2 separate regions of the Homo sapiens genome follow, and region 1 is linked to region 2. Evidence: chromatin contacts called from ENCODE Hi-C or POLR2A ChIA-PET data. All regions are on one chromosome and are shown on one strand. The core of a region is the stretch at or near the end of the contact, and the rest is flanking DNA. Distances in the headings are between cores, read along the strand shown.

Evidence for each region. A loop is a pair of places that touch in the nucleus more often than their neighbours do. ChIA-PET counts read pairs that join two places held with the same protein, here RNA polymerase II (POLR2A). Pooled maps may share reads with other maps.
Region 1: a pooled map shows a loop between it and region 2 (3-fold over the local background). The contact joins the promoter of LINC02202 here to the promoter of HAND1 in region 2. A Hi-C loop is called at or near these places in 5 of 50 pooled maps. POLR2A ChIA-PET finds 5 or more read pairs at or near these places in 2 of 52 experiments (A673 and Panc1).

Annotation. Positions count from the first base shown.
Region 1 is chr5:159,098,712-159,102,148 of GRCh38, forward strand. It overlaps LINC02202 (long intergenic non-protein coding RNA 2202), which reads left to right and starts at 1,772. Exons shown (of 3, transcript NR_109890.1): 1 at 1,772-2,127. EBF1 (EBF transcription factor 1) reads right to left here and starts at 1,205. Exons shown (of 16, transcript NM_024007.5): 1 at 634-1,205. The coding sequence starts at 767. RefSeq lists a silencer at 378-667 and enhancers at 1,485-2,113, 2,114-2,740.
Region 2 is chr5:154,476,429-154,479,937 of GRCh38, forward strand. It overlaps HAND1 (heart and neural crest derivatives expressed 1), which reads right to left and starts at 1,799. Exons shown (of 2, transcript NM_004821.3): 1 at 1,038-1,799. The coding sequence starts at 1,580. RefSeq lists enhancers at 1-473, 3,247-3,509.

The DNA of each region.
Region 1 (3,437 bases), core at 522-3,021, 4.6 Mb after region 2:
AGACAGGAAAGAACGAAGAACGAAAGAAATGGAAGGAGGGAAGAGGGGAAGAAAGGAAGAGGAAGGAGAAGAGAAGAAAATAAAGGGGGGAGAAAGGAAAGAAGGAAGAAAGAAAAAAGAAAGGCAGGAAGAGGAAAGAGAAAGAAAAAGGAAAAAGAAAAGGAGGAAAGAAAAAAAGAAAGAAAAAGAAAAAAGAAAGAAAAAGGAAGGAAGGAAGAGAAAGAAAGAAAGAAAAAAGAAAAGAGGGAAAGGAAGAGCGAAGGGAAAGAAGAAAAGAGAGCCGGCCGGAAAAGAAAGAGCAATCACATAAAAACATAAAACACAGATCTCCAACATGCTGTGTTGAGACGCCTCTTCTGGGTTAAAACAAAATGAAAACAGTCACAGACGAGGCAGGGGAAAGTGCTGGCAAAGCGTGGGCTCCTCGCAGACAGCTCCAGGTCCTCCGGCCGCAGGCGACGAAGGCAGAGCGGCTGGAGAGCGCGGAGCCCCGGCGGAGAGCGGAGCGCAGCGGCTGCGGACTCACCCCGCCGCCCGGCCCCGCGGCAGCAGCTGCCGCTGCCGCTGCCGCCTCCGCCTCCCGGCTCTCCCGCTCGCGGCTCACCTCGGCCGCGGTCCCCGCGCAGTACCCACCTCTGCGCCGCCGTGTTGGCGTCCAGCACCCCGGCGCCCTGCATCCACGTCCGCACCGCGTTCATGCCGCTGCCCAGCGGCTCTTCCTTCATGCTGCTTCCACTCCGTTGGATGCTTTCCTGAATCCCAAACATGAAAACAACCTTTTCTTGTGGAAAATCTCCTCCCCCTTGAAAAAAATTAAAAAAAAAAAAAAAGGAAAGAAAAGAAAGAAAAGAAAAGAAACAAAAACGCCAACCAGAGATTTTTTTTTTTCTCAGACGATGAACTCGCACTTAGAAGATCAAGGCGGGCTGGAAAGCAAATTTTTAAAAAATGTAAACCTCTGCTCAAAACTGAGCGATAACCCGAAAAAAAGAAGAAAGGGAAAATCCAACGAAAAGACCAAAATAATAAAATTAGAGATGTATGCTTGGCTGTTGGGGGTTGTTTGGTTGGTTGATTTTTGGTTTGGGTGCTTTTTTTTTTTTTTTGCTTTTTTTTTTTTTTTTTTGTAATGATCACAGGCCGGTGGAGGACAGGAGGGGCTGGAGTTTCCTTTTGTAGAGGTACCCTTCACTTGAAGAAGCAGGAAGAAAAAAAAAAAAAAAAAAAAAAAAAAAAAAAAAAAACCCTGATGGCAATTTAAGAAACAATAGACTCAACTCGCGCTGCCGGCTTTGCTACTTCAAGTGTCATTTTCCACAACCAGGCAAGTTTTTTCCTCTCTCTCTCTTTTTTTTTCCTCCTTCTCTCCCAACCAAAGATGTTTCTTTCCTTTGCGTGTAGATGAGGAGGACGCTGGTTGCCGTAGACAGATACACCAGAGAGGGTGGGGGGAAGGGGAGAGAGGGAGAGAGGAAAGGGGGGGAGGGAAAGAGAGATAGAGAGGAGAGGGAGAAAGAGAGAGGGGTGGACCCTGCTGGATGGAGATTCTGTTTTCTCCTTGCTAAAATAGAAGTGATTTGCAGGCTTTCCCTATGGAATCCAGTTTGACTTTCCCCAGAGCTAAACACAGGCACACTAACCCCAAAGGGAGGAGGCGGGGCCCGCGCATCGAGGCCCCGCCCCTTCATTTGCATAACGTCATCTTTCCGCCCACCGCAGCCAATCGCGGCCCGGGAGCCGGCTCGCTGGCGGCGCCAGGCCACGCTCTCTCATTAACATCCCGCTCCCGGTGGCGCAGGGGAGCCGGCCAAAGTTCCTCGCAAAGTGGCGAGCGAAGGAGCGCTGAGCACTGACGTCTGGGCTGGGGAGGAGCGGGTCCGAGCGAGGACGGAGAGGGGACAGAGGGAAAGGGAGGCGGGTGTCTTCCTCAGGAATTTGAGCTGGGGATCTGCATCCTGGCCATTGCAGTCCTTTAGCATCCTCGCCGCGCCCTGAGCGCGCTGGAGGCTCGCAGGCTGCGCCCTCCCAGGGCTGATGCCGCGTCCTGCTCCGCCGTTCTGGGACGTCGGGGACAAAAGTGGAGGAGACGGGAGAGCCCGGGCAGAAAAAGCAGGACGCGCGTCCCAGGTGCCCACCTCTTCGCTTTGAGGCGGGGGCGGTGGGATGGAATATGGGTGCGCGAGGTCGGGGCTGGTAACTCTCGGAGGGGCACGGCCTCCACGCTGGGAGGGATGAATGGACGCTGGGCCCCGGCAAATGAGGCGCTGTGGGTCCCCAGGAAGTGGGGTACCAGGCTCTACTCCCACCCCGGCCTCTGAAACGCTTCTCTCTCGGCCGCTAGCCTAGAGGCTGCCAGGGTTGGGCACTGTTCTCACTCACACGCTCACCTCTCTCGGGCAGTCCTCGAGATATGTGAATGGTGGAATGAATGCTCTCACTGGGGCTGTGTCAGGATGCGTTTTTAAATTTTCTCAAATTAAATGCCAACCCCTCATTCCCCACCCCAAGTAGTTGGTTCGTTTGTTTTTAGAGTAACTACCAAAGCAACAGCAATGTTAACCGTCCTTGATTAGCTGGTTATTTGGTGTAGGGTTTTTCTCATCCTCCTTTATTCTTCCTGTTAAAAAGGAGGGCTTGAACAAATCCTTCCTAACTCTGTCTCTGCCATATGAAAAGGGTGGGGGGAGAAGAGAAGGAAGGTGGGGAGAAAGGACAAAAAAGGAAGAAGGGGAAGAGAAAATGGGAAGGAAGGAGGGAGAGAGAAAGGAGAGAAGGAGAAGGAACGAATGGAAATGGGAGAGATGGAAGGAAAAAGGGAAAGAAAAAAGGACGAAATTGTCTCCCTCCTCAGGCTTTTCAGCATGTATCTTTGTGGCTGGCAAAGGAAATAGCTAGAAGTTTCTGGGTAATGTACCCCATCATTTTTTAGCAGGTTGTAACCTCTAATAAGCACATGGTGAACTTCTGTTTCATTGCCCTCAAAGGAACTCCCTGACTGCAGCCAAATCTGCTAAGGACTCCTTCGGGGAAATTATCTGCCAGAAATCCAGGTCCCCTTTCTGCTGGCCTTCCTTGGTCCTTTGATTTAGGAAGCTCATGGGGTCAGTGATGGAAAAGTACACATGCCCATGTTGAATAGAGACAGGCAAGAGTTATGCTTTGTGCTCTTGGCAGAGCAGTGGAGCCACTTCCTGATTCCTAAACTGGATGAAAGAGTGTGGTCCTGGCCTGCAGTGCATGGCCACTGTCCTCAAACACTGCTTTATCTCCTGTGCACGAGGCCTGCCCAGCTCTCACACATGTAATCTAGACTTCTTGTGTGCTGAGCACTTTCCCCTGGTACCATAATTAATGCCATCTCTTCCAGGACTTCCCTGAAGGGATTGGTCTGATCTTTTGGGATCCCCATAGCATTCACAGGGGTTCCTAACATAGCG
Region 2 (3,509 bases), core at 549-3,048:
GAACCAAGCGGTGCTACTTGAAGGAGGCGGCGACGCGTGGGGGCCGGGATCCGCCCAATAACAACTTCTTTCGAGGCGCCGCACCTCGAAAGAAGCCGGCCTGCACCATCCCCAGTCCGGGGCAGCCGTTTAGAGACTCGATGCCTATTTATCTTTCCCTCGTCCCTGGATGAGCTTTCGTCAGTTTACCACAGGCCCCCGCAGGTTGGATAAACCAGGTGGGGCGCTTCAGCTGGCTCCACTCCGCTACGGCCTTAAGCCCCCCAACCTAGAGAAACTGATTGGCCAGCCTGAAAACCCAGCGCTCAGAAGCCCCCAGCCCCGGACAGCCAGACCGAGTGCCAGGAAGTGTCACCCTAACCGGAGAGGATCAAGAAGGCCAAGACGAGACTGCGCTCTCCAAAGCTAAAAGAAGTGGCTCTTATTTACATGCAAAGCCACTGAAGTCGTCCTCAGAACCAGTCCATGGGGAGAACCAGAACTGGCCCTGGACTGAGTAGAAGACCCGATCTGTTTTACCTCACCTCCACCCTGGACTCCTCAGATAGGTGCTTTTCCTGCCCCGACCCACTCTGGGCCCTCAGTTTCCCTATTTATACAATGATGGAAGTAGACTAGCCGGTCCAGCAAAGGCCCTTTGAAAACAGGAACCGAGCCCGGGCACATAAATTCAAACTCAAAGTAAAGAACTTTAACACATATTCTTAACCTGGCTTCCAGGAGAGCCCAGGAATGAATCAGGACTTCTCCAAATTGGAAGCAAAACCTGTGGTGTGTGCATTTTTGGAGGGTCCGAGGCTCCAAACAGATTATTCACTCAGTATTACAAACACTCTCCCGTATTACAAATGAATTCTATGACGAATCTGCCTCCCTCCATGCACAGGATCGCACGCTGTGACCAACCATCTCAGAACTCTTCCCAACCTTTCCAAATCGGACACAGGACAACACAGCCTCCTTCGACTACCTGCATGGCCTGAGGCTGCTCACCGCTCCTGCACCCTTGGCTGGAGCATGCAAGCCCCAGGACTCACCAGCTCCCTTTTCCGCTTGCTCTCACGGCCGCCATCCGCCTTCTTGAGTTCAGCCTTGAAGGCCTCGGGATCGCCAGACTGTGCATCCTTGGCCAGCACGTCCATCAGGTAGGCGATGTAGCTGGTGGCTAGGCGCAGAGTCTTGATCTTGGAGAGCTTGGTGTCGGCCGGCACGTTGGGGATGCACTCGCGCAACTCCGCGAATGCGCTGTTAATGCTCTCAGTGCGTCTCCGCTCCTTCTTGGGTCCTGAGCCTTTCCGCCGGCCAAGACGGCCGCCAAGCGCCTCCAGCCGCCCGGGGCTCTGCCCAGGCCTGGCGTCAGGACCATAGGCGGTGGCGGCTGCAGCGGCCGCGGGCGGCGGCCCGCCCGCAGGGAAGTCCGGGGCAGCGTCAGCCGGGCTCAGCAGCCAGCTCTGGAAGTAGGGCCTTTCCTGATGACAGCGCGAGGCCGGACCGAAGAGGAAGGGTTCGTGGAGCATGGGGTGCGCAGGGTGCGGGTGGTGATGGTGGTGATGGTGTGCGTAGCTGCCCACGAGGTTCATGTTGGAGCGGCTACTGGCCTGCGCCGCCAGCCCTATTAACGCCGCTCCATGCGCCCCAGAGACTGCCGGGGGCCACCTGTGGGCTCTGGAGCCACTACTGGGCGCCGGCTTTGGGAGAGTCCGGGCAAGGCTGAAAATGAGACGCGCAGCCCACTGTCTTCTTACCGGTTTCTGCCGCGGGCGAGGTCGCCGAAGCCCAAAGACCTGTTTAACCCTTCTGCGGACTCCCCTGCGGATCTGGCTTATATAAGACCGCGGCTTTGATGTCAACCTCTCCCGGGAGCCAATGGCAGGGGGGCGGGGATAAGGAAAAGGGGGAGTGGCTATCCCAGGTTTTACGCTCAGCCCGCGCCACTCTAGTCCGCCAGCAGGGACTGGGAACCGGCCCCGCCTCTGCCCCTCCCACTCAGCTCCCTGCTCTGCGGGCTTAGGGGGGCGGGCTGCTGGGGGTGTTGAGGGGGCGGGCACGGGGACTACGTACTTGAGGCACAGGACGGCCAACGCCCTGGACTGTTGCTGCCACCCCCTCCCCACGGATCCAAGGAAAGGAATCCAGAATCACCAAGCGAAAAGAAGGCCTACACCTAGAGCCCGCCTTTTGATTTTACAGACAAGGAAACTGAGGCCCAGGGAAAGAAAGGTTCTTGTTTCTAGACTGTCTAGAAGTCTAAATAGGAATTCCAGCAGTTCCCAGTCCCGAGCTCCAACTGCTCTGCTCGGCGTCAGAGCTAGAAGATGAGAGGGCGCTGCTGAAGACAGGATAGGCCGCTAACGTTCTTCCCTAACACCTTCCAGCCCTCCGCCCCCACCCCCACCCCTTAGTCATCGGCCCTTTCTGGAGAGACTGGGAGCCGCTTGTGCACGGGGTCGTTACCAGCCCGCCAATTCTGACCCAGCCTCAGGCAGACGGGCACGCAGCTACTGACCAGCGAAGAAGCCTTTCGGAGGCAGGGGTAGGGGTGGGGCGGGAAGGAGGAGGCGGACTCCAGGCCCACGGGCATCGACGGGTTTGTTCCCGGCTTGAGGGTCTGAGATCCACTCCGGCCTCCCGGGTGCCTGATCCATTCCGAAGGCCAGCCCGGCTGGCGCAGAGACAGTCTGGCGTCCGCCTTGGGCCCGGGGCATCTGGCCAGCAGGTCTCCTCTGGTCTGTCCGCAGGACTCGCACCGAGACCTGGGAGCGCGGCTACGTCGGGCCGCTCTACCCAGATCATCACTCCTTAAGAATCTTTGGTTCTTTAAAGACACCGGCCCCGAAGCTCACACCTCGAGACACCAGCATTCGGCGTTAGACACACGCAGAGGGGACCAAGACTGCACAGCATCCGCGAGGCTCGCACAGGCAAACGCGACGTCCGGCATCTCTCACGCATCAGCGCAGAGGCGCGACTCGGCTGCACGACCCTCCGAGATTTCACCCCGGGGGTAGGGCCATTCCCTGCCAGCCGGACTCTCTCCACTGTGGGCTTTCCCCAGGCTCGCGTTGGAATCTGGGAATCCCGGAGTGGTGACGCTTCAAGCTGGGGACTCTCGGTCTTACCTCCCGCTGTGGTTCCTTTCTTGGCCGATGTCCACCTACCTGGGTCCCTCATTCTCTCAACCTTTCTCAGCTCAACGCCCCCTCCCTCGGTGTGGTAGAGGGAGTGTGCCTCTCTTCAAAGCAAAGTCGAGGGGAGGGGGAAAGGAGAAGTTAATGTGAGTGCTCTTTTTAGAAGGCAAATCATTCACCCATTCATTCAACAATTATTTATTGATGCCTACTATGTGCCTATCATAGTTACTAGTCCAAAGACAGAGGGAGAAAGGCCCATTCTCTCCTTGAACAGATATGGAACGTGAAGCCCAGAGAAGAAGAGCGATTTTCTCGAGGTCCGGTAGGGAGTGGATGAGTGGAATTCCACTCCTGGACAAGAGAGTGAATGAAGGGTGG